Regions from separate parts of the Homo sapiens genome. Here region 1 is linked to region 2. A link is a loop called in an ENCODE intact Hi-C map of the cell type or tissue named here. Cell type or tissue: OCI-LY7. All regions are shown on one strand. Links, peaks and the distances in the headings refer to the core of each region. The heading gives the core; the rest is flanking DNA. Region 1 overlaps RUNX1 (RUNX family transcription factor 1). Region 2 holds the start of LOC124905015 (a long non-coding RNA gene).

The links. Peaks named below come from ENCODE experiments on the same cell type or tissue, not always from the same donor. Only the 100,000 strongest peaks of a DNase experiment are listed, where the experiment ranks them.
Region 1: a loop joins it to region 2, with 6 times the contacts of the local background. A loop is called at or near these places in 2 of 110 quality-filtered maps.

The regions. Positions count from the first base shown.
Region 1 is chr21:35,024,842-35,030,220 of GRCh38, forward strand. The region is part of intron 2 of RUNX1 (RUNX family transcription factor 1); the gene reads right to left. Among named protein-coding and RNA genes, the nearest start is that of RUNX1-IT1, 12 kb to the right of the region's middle. RefSeq lists enhancers at 1,831-2,333, 1,987-2,131 and a cis regulatory region at 2,050-2,067. In OCI-LY7, for the core only: CTCF peaks have their summits at 2,047 and 2,247; DNase peaks (open chromatin) are centred at 2,090, 2,510, 2,923, 3,407 and 1 weaker place; H3K4me3 peaks cover 3,513 bases; H3K27ac peaks cover 4,185 bases.
Region 2 is chr21:35,225,522-35,230,900 of GRCh38, forward strand. LOC124905015 (a long non-coding RNA gene) reads right to left here and starts at 1,654. Exons shown (of 2, transcript XR_007067854.1): 1 at 1,579-1,654. In OCI-LY7, for the core only: no CTCF peak of the experiment used is centred there; DNase peaks (open chromatin) are centred at 2,000 and 2,490; H3K4me3 peaks cover 1,827 bases; H3K27ac peaks cover 2,874 bases.

The DNA.
Region 1 (5,379 bases), core at 156-5,155, 200 kb before region 2:
TAGAATAGCCTCAATGTCTGGAATATAAGTGATGGGTCTGATTTTTAGAAACAGCCAGAAGGCATTTAAGATCAAGACTGGTGACAAATAAGGTGACCAAGGAAGCTTGACAATACCTGTCTTGTTCAAAAATGAGGTGTGATTTAAAAGTAAGGAGGATTTACTTGTTTAGCCAATAAACTAACTCTGAAAGTCATTTCAAAAAAGCAGATCCGAAGATGTTTAAAGTAATAATGGTGCTGTTAGAATGGTGCTCCCTCTCCCTCCCAGGGGATGACTTTGAAGGACACTACAATAACAGATGTGTAAATTCTGAAATATATGGCTAAAATGAGGTTTATTATTTTCTAGTCACCACTTAGACATCTTTTAGTCATTTGTTTATGACAGTTTATAAATGAGAAAGAAGTCCATTTAAAATATCTCCATGAGGACCTCAAGGTAAATAATAGGAATCGATCATTCATCAATCTGGCCTGGCCCCGGCCCACTGAAGAAAGTTCCTTCTTGAGTGCATTCAAAGCTCTCATGGTCCAGCCCTGTTCAACCTGAGCAGCATCCTATCTGCTCCTCCCCCAGACGTTCCGATGCCCTGCACCAGATTCAAGAGAGAGCCAAGTTCCCCAACAGGCTATGCACGTGGCTATTAACACCCAGCACACGCTATCCCTGGCCAGCTCTCTCCTTCTTCCCTAAGAATTAAACATTCTTTGGCCTGAGTTTTCCTCCTTTATGTCACCATAAAGTTGAGTTATTCATTATTAGGGTCTATACATGAGTAGCCAAAATATACGGGTCTCTATATTTAGGTCAAGGGGCCTTCAGCAGGAGAACATGAATAATTAGGAGTGAGGCCATGAGACAGAGGAAGAAAAGCTCATAGGAATGGGAAGACAGCCTCTCAGATGAGAGGTGTGCGGAGTGATTGCTGTGAGGAATTGCTCAATAGGAAAGTTAGCCAACCTGAGGACGTTTCTAGGGGAGGAAAAGGGAAACTCATATGGTTCTCTGCTAATTCTTAAAAATAAGGTAGATTCTTACTCATCTAGGGTGCTTGCTCGTTATGAACACAGGAAGATTAAGGAATGAGTATGGACTGTTTCTACTCTATGTTTTCGGACAAGAAGAATAATAAAAAAGCACTGGGTAGCTGGAACAACTGCAGAGGCCCCAACAATGATGGAGACTTTCTGGTGCACCGTGGCACAGGGGTCTCTTCCAAAGGGACTCAATCAACCCCAACAGGCATCATCTTCTGTGACTCAAGATGTCCTTTTTAGGAGTGCTTGTACTTTTTAATGCTCAGAGAAGTTCGTATTACTGATTCGGGAACACTGAGTTTTTCAGCTCCTGTAAAACTATTTTCAGGTTTATTTTCAAGTACATTCTTTACCTCGGGGGGTCAAATCTTTTGGTTTCCAGTGAATATCGTGGTTATACCTGTGGTTACCCACTGACTTCTCATCTGCCTAGCTTATCTGATAACAGGCAAATGGGGAAAGAGGCTTTAATACCCCTCAAAAGGGGAAGATTGATAATTAGTTATTCACCGCATAGAATCAGGCCAGGTCAACTCTCTCCAAGAAGAAAAGCAATCTGGATATTGCACTTTGGGGTCCCTTTTCATTTTGGCATTACAGGCCTCATGAGGATGTAGTCTTTCTGTATTTCTTTCTTTCTTTTTAAATTGTTATTTATTTATTTATTTTAACCAGGTCAAAGCATTACATACTGCAGAAGAGAAAGCAACTTCAGCTTCTCTTAAACGGTGTCATTTTCATGACAGCTCGTAAATTTTGGCCTCCTATGGGTCCAGGATCTGCGCGCATCCGCCCGGGGACTTGTTGGTGGATCCATCCCTCATGGCGGAGCAGCAAGGGGATCCTTTAGAAAAAGCAATGGGCGAAGTAACTGAAAGAGCGACGCAGAAAGCAACAGCCAGAAACGGCGGGGACGCGAGCGGCCCAGACAGGAAGGGAGGCGGTGGCGCAGCTCTGGTGCGCAGCGCGCCGCAGCGACGGAACTTCTGCAAAAGCTGCCTGCCCGCGCGTTATCAGCGGCGCGCAGGCCTGTGGTTTTCTCGCTCTCGCAACCCTGCTTTAACTGCCGGTTTATTTTTCGACAAACAGGATGCCTCCATCTGAGGCTGTCAGCATCCCAGGCTCTTTGAAAGAAAAGAAGTAGAGCGGCCCCACCCTAGAGGCAAGGACGGGGTCTGTGTCAAGAGGCTTCCCAGAGAAGTGAAAACTCTGCAGGTGCAGCCGCTGGGAGAGCATCAAGAAGGGCAGGGTGGAGGGGCAGGGGGCGAAGGGAGGGGGTGAAGCCCGCACCCTACCCCCACATGAAACTGATTCCACTACCCCATCTCTGCAAGCGTCCAGAGGCAGAGAGGCCAACATTTCGGGGACAGCTTGGAGGCGGGAGATTTAGGCAGGGCTCCTTAAACTTTTATGTGCATGAAAATCAGGCCAATCACGGGGCTCTTGAGCAAATGGGGACGATGATTCAGCAGGTCTGGGCTGAGGCCTCAGATTCTGCACTTCTAACAAGTTCCCAGGTGGTAGTGATGCTGCCAGTCCAAAGACCACACTGTGAATAGCAAGGCGTCGTCGGGACAGTCTGCTTTAGAGTAAAACCTAATAGATGTGCAAATATTTAAACCAAGCTGTATTTATTCCTGAGGCCCTGGTTTAACTGGAGCCACCTTGCTAATGGAAAATGGAAAATGAAATTCCTTTAGGTTCCAAAGGGAAGGAAAGTTTGAAATGGTTAAGGTATTTAAAAAATCCTAGTTGGGAGTGGCCTTGGGGATTCGGGAGAGTTGAAGTTAGGTTCTGAGCCAAGAGATGGGGGAGGAAGGGTGGGATGTGGCAAATAAATATAAACACACACACACAAACCCCAGCCCAACCACAGGTTCTTTCCTATCAATGAAACATTTGCATCTTGCAGGTAGAACTCACACGTGTCCACATTTTTCAGAAGTTGAATGGTTTTGTGTAATGGTACAGAATTTGGAGCCCATATTTGAATATTCTAGATCCAATGTTATCTCAGACTGGCTTTAGGATCTTGTGGCCTACATTTAAAAATGCATGTTTCTGAGTCATGTTTAATTAGTAGTAGTATCTGAGAACTGAGAGACTAGACTAAGAAATCCATGGTATATGAATAAAATCTCCAGACAGCAGCTAGAACATAGAGGTCCCTCCAGAGGCAGTGCCAGTTGTCAGCTGTAAAAATAGGTTCTGCTCAGTTTTGCTTAGGCCTGAAGTTTCCTGAAGATTTCATTTAGACTTCATCAAAACCAGTCAAAGACTTCCTGTTACAGAAAGGTTCTTAAAGTATGGCTGGGACTACAGGGCTATTAAGATGCAGATTCTTGGGCCTCTCTGCCTCACTCATCATGGTTTCTCAGGGTGGGTGCCGGGAACCTGCATTTTAACAAACGCTTTGAGGATTCTTATGTACTGCCAAGTTTAGGAGTCCCTGGTCTGCAGGTTTAAGTTCAACCTTCTCACTGCAGCATTCAAAGACCTGGCTTCAATTTTGCTGTTCACAGGCGAGCCTCAGTGACTTCCTCACTGCCCTCTGAGCACTCCTGGAGCCACCTGGCTGCCTCATTCATTTCTTCTCCTCTGTCTTTCCCCAGCCCTGGAATAAAATGACTTCCATCTTCCTCTCCGAACTCTCTTCAGATCATGGCTTCCCACTCAGCAAGCAGTTACTTTCCTGGTCTGCCACTGCTGTGGTATTAATGATAGGCCACTCGATTCTCATTTTGTTGACTGAATATTTCTCATGCTTAGGCTTTGCCTCCCTGACCAGACAGTAAGTTCTCTGAAGCCATTTCATGCTATATAATCTTTATGTTCAAGACTACTTTCTAACGCAGTGTCATGTCCACATGGATCATTCAGTAAATTTACCGATGGCTTATCTATCACCAACATGTTTTACAGAGTGTTATTAAGCAGGGACACTCTCTATGGGTCTAGGATCAGAAGAAGCTGGGAAGAGAAATGGGGTAGTGGTGAGAGTGTCATGAGAATCTGGTTATACAGTCATCAAAGACACAGAGGAAGTGGGAAAAAGGGAGTGTAGACCCCTAGCTCATCTGTCTGCAGTGTGAATTGGAGAGGGGTTCCTTTTTGTTTAATATAGTTAATTTTCCACTTGAAATCAAGGTCACCAAACCTATGAGCCAAACGATGGATGCTTGCCCTTCACACTCACTGCCTAGTGATGGAGCTCTTGGTGGCCTCTCTCCACCATCTCTGCTCCACCATCTCTTCCACTCTGGCTGGCTTCCCTTCTTCCTTTCTGCCTGATGGGTTGTCAACTCAAATGCCCAACTCCAAGCTCAAGTTAAAGGAAATTTCAAGTGTATTACATATAATGAAGCAGACTGAAAGAACAGTAGTATACTAGTAAGTTAGCTTAACATGGTTTAGTGGAAAGCAGCCAATACACCTCAGTTCTGATCCTAACACAGCTAGCATCATTGGCCGTGTCACCTTGGTTTTCTTCTTTAGCCTTTCTGAGCTTCAAAATTTTTGTTATCTAAACTCTGAGCCTCAGTGTTTTCATTAACAGAGCCAGCATAACAATGTTGGCTTCTAAGGCATTGGGCAGGTGAGTGGGGTAGTTATGGAGACCACCTGAGAGAGCCTGGAACACGGTTGGTGCTGGCAACCTACAGGGCCCCAGCCCTTGGCGAGGTATCTTTCTGGAGAAATGCTTCCTAGTGTTCCTAGCCATTCCTTGCCTCAGGCACCTTCACTACCATCCCAATCACAGGCCTACTGCTCTTCCTGGTCCAGCTTGCTGGTCCTAGTGCTTAGCTTCTCTCTTAAGGGGATCTTTTGACCTCTGTAGGAATTTCTTCCGTCTTGGGCTTCTGGCATGGTTCTATTGGTCACCTGGCACCCTCCTCACCACTTCAGTGGTGCCCCCAACTCTGCTTCTAGGACTCTGGCAAGTCCTACAACCACGATCCTGGTAATAGTACGAGGTTGGATTTGTCAACCTTGTCACGATCACATTTCTGTTCTGCGCATTGTGGGCTGTTTGGTAGCATCTTTGGCATCTGCCTACTGGATGTTAGTACAGTCCCCTCTATCCCTTGAGTTGTGACAACTAGAAATGTCTCCAGACAGTGCCAAATGACCCCCTTCCTCCTCACACTGCCTCCTTCTTCCAGGTAAAAACCACTGGTGAGGCCGGGTGCGGTGGCTCACGCCTGTAATCCAAGCACTTTGGGAGGCCAAGGCGGGTGGATCACGAGGTTAGGAGATCGAGACTATCCTGGCTAACACGGTGAAACCATGTCTCTACTAAAAATACAAAAAATTAGCCGGGCATGGCGGTGTGCACCTG
Region 2 (5,379 bases), core at 65-5,064:
CGTAAGGCAGAAAGAGCAAATTACAGGATAACTTGTATGTTATATTTTTATTTTGTGGAAAAGAGAAAAACGTGCATACACCTTTAAGACTTCACGTGCATGGATAATGGACTAGAAGGAGATATATGAAGTTTTGAACACTTGTCAGCTCTTTGGGGAGAGAATGGGAAGAGGACATGTTTGTCTTTTTTCCTCTTATACGCAGTCTAGTATTTTTCAGTTGTTTTGTATTGCGCAAGTACTACTTTCATCACTTGAAATATCAATACATATTTAAGGAAGAAATAGCCAACATGTATGTTGGGCTTGCTGTATGCGACGCAGAATGCTAAATATCTTACATGCATGATCTCACAGGTTACTCACAGTGGCTCTGAGGGGCAGGTGGTAGTATCAGCCCATCTTACAAAAGAGAAAAGTAAGAATCAGAAAGACTAAATAACTTGCCCCAGGTTACACAGCTAGTGAAGGCAGAATGGTCTCCGGAGAAGAGGACTCATGCACTTAACCCCTGGCTCTGCTGCTCTTCAAGGCGGTGGCCTGCACCCAGCCATCTATGAGGGGCCATTAAAGATTCTGAGTGTGGGGCCAGCAGATGGGATTTGCTCCAGTGAGGAGGGGCTGGAGCTCTTTCTAAGTGACATGGTATTACACTATGCTGAGTGGATTTTGTCCCCAGCTGCTGCTCTGGGGGTGATTCTTTGCATGGGCCTGCAATTCAGCGATGAGAAAACTAAGAAAAAGGTTCCCCTGAGTCTCTCTGGACTTTCACTTAGGGGGAAAAGTAATCCGTACAAAATAATGACTTCCTGACCCCAGTTCCTGGAGAAAGCCGAGAGACAGCTTCTGCTGAACTCAGAAGTGCTGTTTTCCTACGTGAACTGGGGTAAAGGTACTGACCAGAGAGAAGCTGCCCTCTGGGCACTGGCATCTCTTCTGGGAACAGGGTTTTGGCCCTTCTGCAAGTGGCCACAGAGATCGGGTTACAGCAGTGCTGAGCTGGAGTAAAGTCCAGGCCTGGGGTCAAGCAAGGCCTGAGAACTGTTCGGGAACTGACTCACCCCAAAGCCCTCAGCCGAAGAGGCAGGTCCCAGAGCCCACTCTGCTCACCTCTCAGAGTGAGGGGCTTCGGCAACACCAGTCCTGCCCACTTCAGGGAACAGTGTAAAAACAAGGGAGGCTTGAGAATTCAAAAGTTCTGGTAAAACTATGTATGGGACCTCTTCCTTAGCCAGGTGCATAACCCTGCTGATCTAGACTTTTTAAAAATATCCCAAATTCCCTCTGCCTGGAGTGCTTTCTTCAATCTAACTATACCTGGGCATTTCTTCCCCATGGGCTAAGATTCAAAACAAGTGTGGCTTCCTCCCTGAAGGTAAATCCACATCCCGGCCTAGCAGGGGCCCCTCTGCTGGCTCTGAGAGCATTGTGTGTGACCCCCCCAAGTCCTCCTTAAACTCCCCACTTCAAGGATGTTGTTTCTTTTCACATCTCACTCTTCCACCCAACCACGAGCTAGAGAAAGACATTGGGACTCCTCCCCGGCACAGGGTGGCACGGTTGATAGCTGTGACCTACCTGAACTGTAGACAGCCCCTCTCCGCCTGAGGAAGAACAGGGGCTAACCACCATGTCTGGGTTTCATGTAGGGTTTGTCTTTCACCGGTGAGGGTAAAGCTTTTGAAAGAGATCCTAGAGAGAATGAAAGGAGGGGCCTGGGAGTGAGAGGAGAAATAAAAGGCTTATAGGGAGCACCTCCCTATAGTCACAAAGGCCATCCTTCCTGGCAGATTAATTAAACAAAAGATAACCATCCAGGAAGACAAACTTAAAAAGGAGAATCCTCTAGGCAGATTAATGACAGAAACCAACGCTTTCACCCTCTGCCCACTTCCTTTGGATAGGTGCTTTTGTGCAGTACACAAACCGCACAGCCAGATATGGCAGCCCTGAGAATAACATTAACATATCACGTGCCGAGCTCCTTTTAAGTGCAGGTGCTAGATCAGGTGTTTTGCATATGCGATTTCATTGAATCTCCATATTGACTCTACGAAACAGGGACTAGTGTCCTCATTTTAAAGACAAACTAAACTGAGACTTAAAGAGGGCATTTTCTCAAGGGCACCCAGCTAAAAAGCAGAAGTTAGCCTTCGACTCCACTGTGCTGGCTCTGGACGGTCTGCTTCTAACCTACACTCTGCTAGGTCTCAGGAAAGCAAATGCAAACAGATGTCTGCACACATCCTGCAAAAAAACTGATGGCCAAGAGGAAACATATCCCAGGAGAAGGAATTAATAGACTTCAGAAAATGGGAGATTTCAGACAAAGGGCAGATGTCTTCTGGAACACTGCACAAAGCAAATTGATGGCAAATGCCAACAGGTGTCTGTTTTAGGAGAGGGAGCACCTGCCAGTGTGGGGAACGTGGTGGCTGAGGAGAGGGTGACGCAGCAGCACCTGTTCTCTTAATGTGACATGGCCAAAGGCTTCTTCACAGTTGGCTGAAATTACAAGACAGGAGGATGGGCAGCCCTGGCTTCAGAAAACTGGTCTGTGAAGCGGATAAAGAAGACAGAACAAAGAATTCTGATCAGGCATAAAACATTTGTCGGAGGAAGAAGTGCTGACGCCCTTAAATTTGCAAAAGAAACAAGAAAGAGGCCGGGCGTGGTGGCTCACACCTGTAATCCCAGCACTTTAGGAGGATGAGGGGGGCAGATCACCTAAGATCAGGAGTTCAAGACCAGCCTGGCCAACATGGAGAAACCCCATCTCTACTAAAAACACAAAATTAGCCAGGCATGGTGGCATATGCCTGTAATCGCAGCTACTCGGGAGGCTGAGGCAGGAGAATCGCTTGAACCCAGGAGGCAGAGGTTGTGGTGAGCTGAGATCACACCATTGCACTCCAGCCTGGGCAATAAGAGAGAAACTCCATCTCAAAAAAAAAAAAAGAAAAGAAAAAGGCATAATATATAGTATATAAATATATATTAAATAAATACTAAGTATTTATATAAGCATTTAGTTACTTAAAATATGTAAATATTTAGTTACTAAATAAAAATATATATCTTATATATTATTTCAATACTAAGTATTTATATAAATATTTAATTATTTAAAAATATATAAGTAGTTGTTTAAAATATGTATTTATTTAATTACTACTTATGTAAGTAGTATTTGTTATATACTATTTATTTATATTTGATATTTATTACTAAATAATAATAATACTAATTACTAAGTAACATTTATTATTAAACACTAAATATAAATAAAGAGTATACAACAAATACTATTTATACAAATAAATGATAATTTACATACCATTTACTTATATAAATATGTTTTCTTTGAGAAATTAGGAGATGGTTGTTTAGTGGTGTGAAGATGATATGTTTACTGTATACATAATACATTATTTTTTTAGAAGCCTGCTAGCAGTACATTGAGTAAGTTATATGAAAGTAATTAGCAAATGCAAAACTTGATTTAAATCTAAGGTACATTTGGGTTCATGTATTTCAGAAATGTCCATTAAGCACACCCAATGTTCAAGGGCCTCTGGTAGGACCTGGGGCCACCAAGATGCATTGGACATCAAGCCTGCCTTCAGGAGCCCATGCCACAGTGAGAAGTAGATAATAGAGTATCAAGAGCAGACAGTGGGTGACATTCCAGCTTTGGCAGTAGGAGGTGCGTTTTCTGTAGAGAATTTAAAAACAATAACAAAACTGACAAAAAGCCAGTAATTCTAAACAATATCTGTGATAAAATGCTTCTCCAAAAAAGTTAGGGCTTGGCTCAGTGCAGCTGGCTGTCTGTTTCTGTGATAAAGTTTTATTGGAACCAGTCACTCTTATTCATTTACATATTTATTATCTATGGCAGCTTTCTTTCATGCTACAACGGCAAAGTTGAGTAGTCGTGACAGAGGCCAGATGGCCACAGAGAATAAACTATTTACTATCTAGTCCTTAACAGAAAATGTTTGCTGACCTCTGGTCTGAGTTATAAATAACTGCTGCAATTACTGTTGAGTTTCGATAATAATATCTATGTCAACTTCAATTAGCACATCTTTATTAGCTGTCCTTTAATAAACATTTGGTTCTACAGGGAAGTTAATTCCAGAACTCCAGTTATATAGTGTTCCCTAAGGACTCAGCTGCATGTATTTGTTTTGAGAGTCTAAGTTTGTCACTAATTGAGGTCTATTCTTATCTCCAACCCATATAACATTCTTGGATTTAAAGGGCGGATTCAAAATAGTTGATGATAACACTCTGATTATAAAGTCCAAAAAATCGAGCTTGAATTACATATTTTTTTGTTCTATGTGTCCCTTTGGATTTTTAATGTTTAAAAGTTAAAACAATGAAACTGAAAACTTAAAATAATGAAACCGAGTGTAAACTACAAGGCGTGATAATTTTGCTTGGTAGGCGCAAATATTAGTTCCCACATGGTGTAGGTACAGAATTTAAGTGGTATTTTAAAAATTGAAATTAATGTTGTAGATCACAATTATTATATGAGTACTGCTAAAAGTAATTTGTGGCCAGGCATGGTGGCTCACACCTATAATCCCAGCACTTTGGGAGGCAGAGGTGGGTGGATCACCTGAGGTCAGGGGTTTGAGACCAGCCTGGCCAACATGGTGAAACCTCGTCTCTACTAAAAATATAAAAACTAGCTGGGCAAGGTGGTGGGCACCTGTAATCCCAGCTACTCGGGAGGCTGAGGCAGGAGAATTGCTTGAACCCAGGAGACAAAGGTTGCAGTGAGCCAACAAGGTGCCACTGCACTCCAGCCTTGGCGACAGAGTGAGACTCTGTCTCAAAAAAAAAAAAAAAAGTAATTTGTCACATAGAAGAGGGAGTGTCAACTGCATTATACCTCCAAATGTAAATGATCCTTAAAGAATGACTGCATGAGGAATAAGGGCCAAGTGTCATGAGAAATGTGCCATGACAGAGTGTCACAGAGGTTTCAGAGGAGGACAGTCCTTCCACATGGAGGAAGTCAGTCAGTGTGCTTCCTGTTGGGAGGAAATGCTCCTGAGAACTGCCGTGATGCCCATGAGGATGCGAGTGTGTGTGTATGCTTGTGCACCAGCCAGGATGAACGTGCACAAAGAGCAACCTCCCTTCTCCCCATGCGAAACATATGGAGAACTTGGTGTGGGTTCTTCAACTCCAAGCCTGTGCATGAGACTCCAGATAATTGTCGGGATTGCACCAGGGGGAAGGGAGGGGGAAAATCAGAAGGAAAGGCTTTCCAATCTCCCCTGATCATTTGCTTTCAATCCAGAGAGATATATTAATGGTATGAGGATAGCGGCCTTCTCAGTCTAGACTCTGCCACAA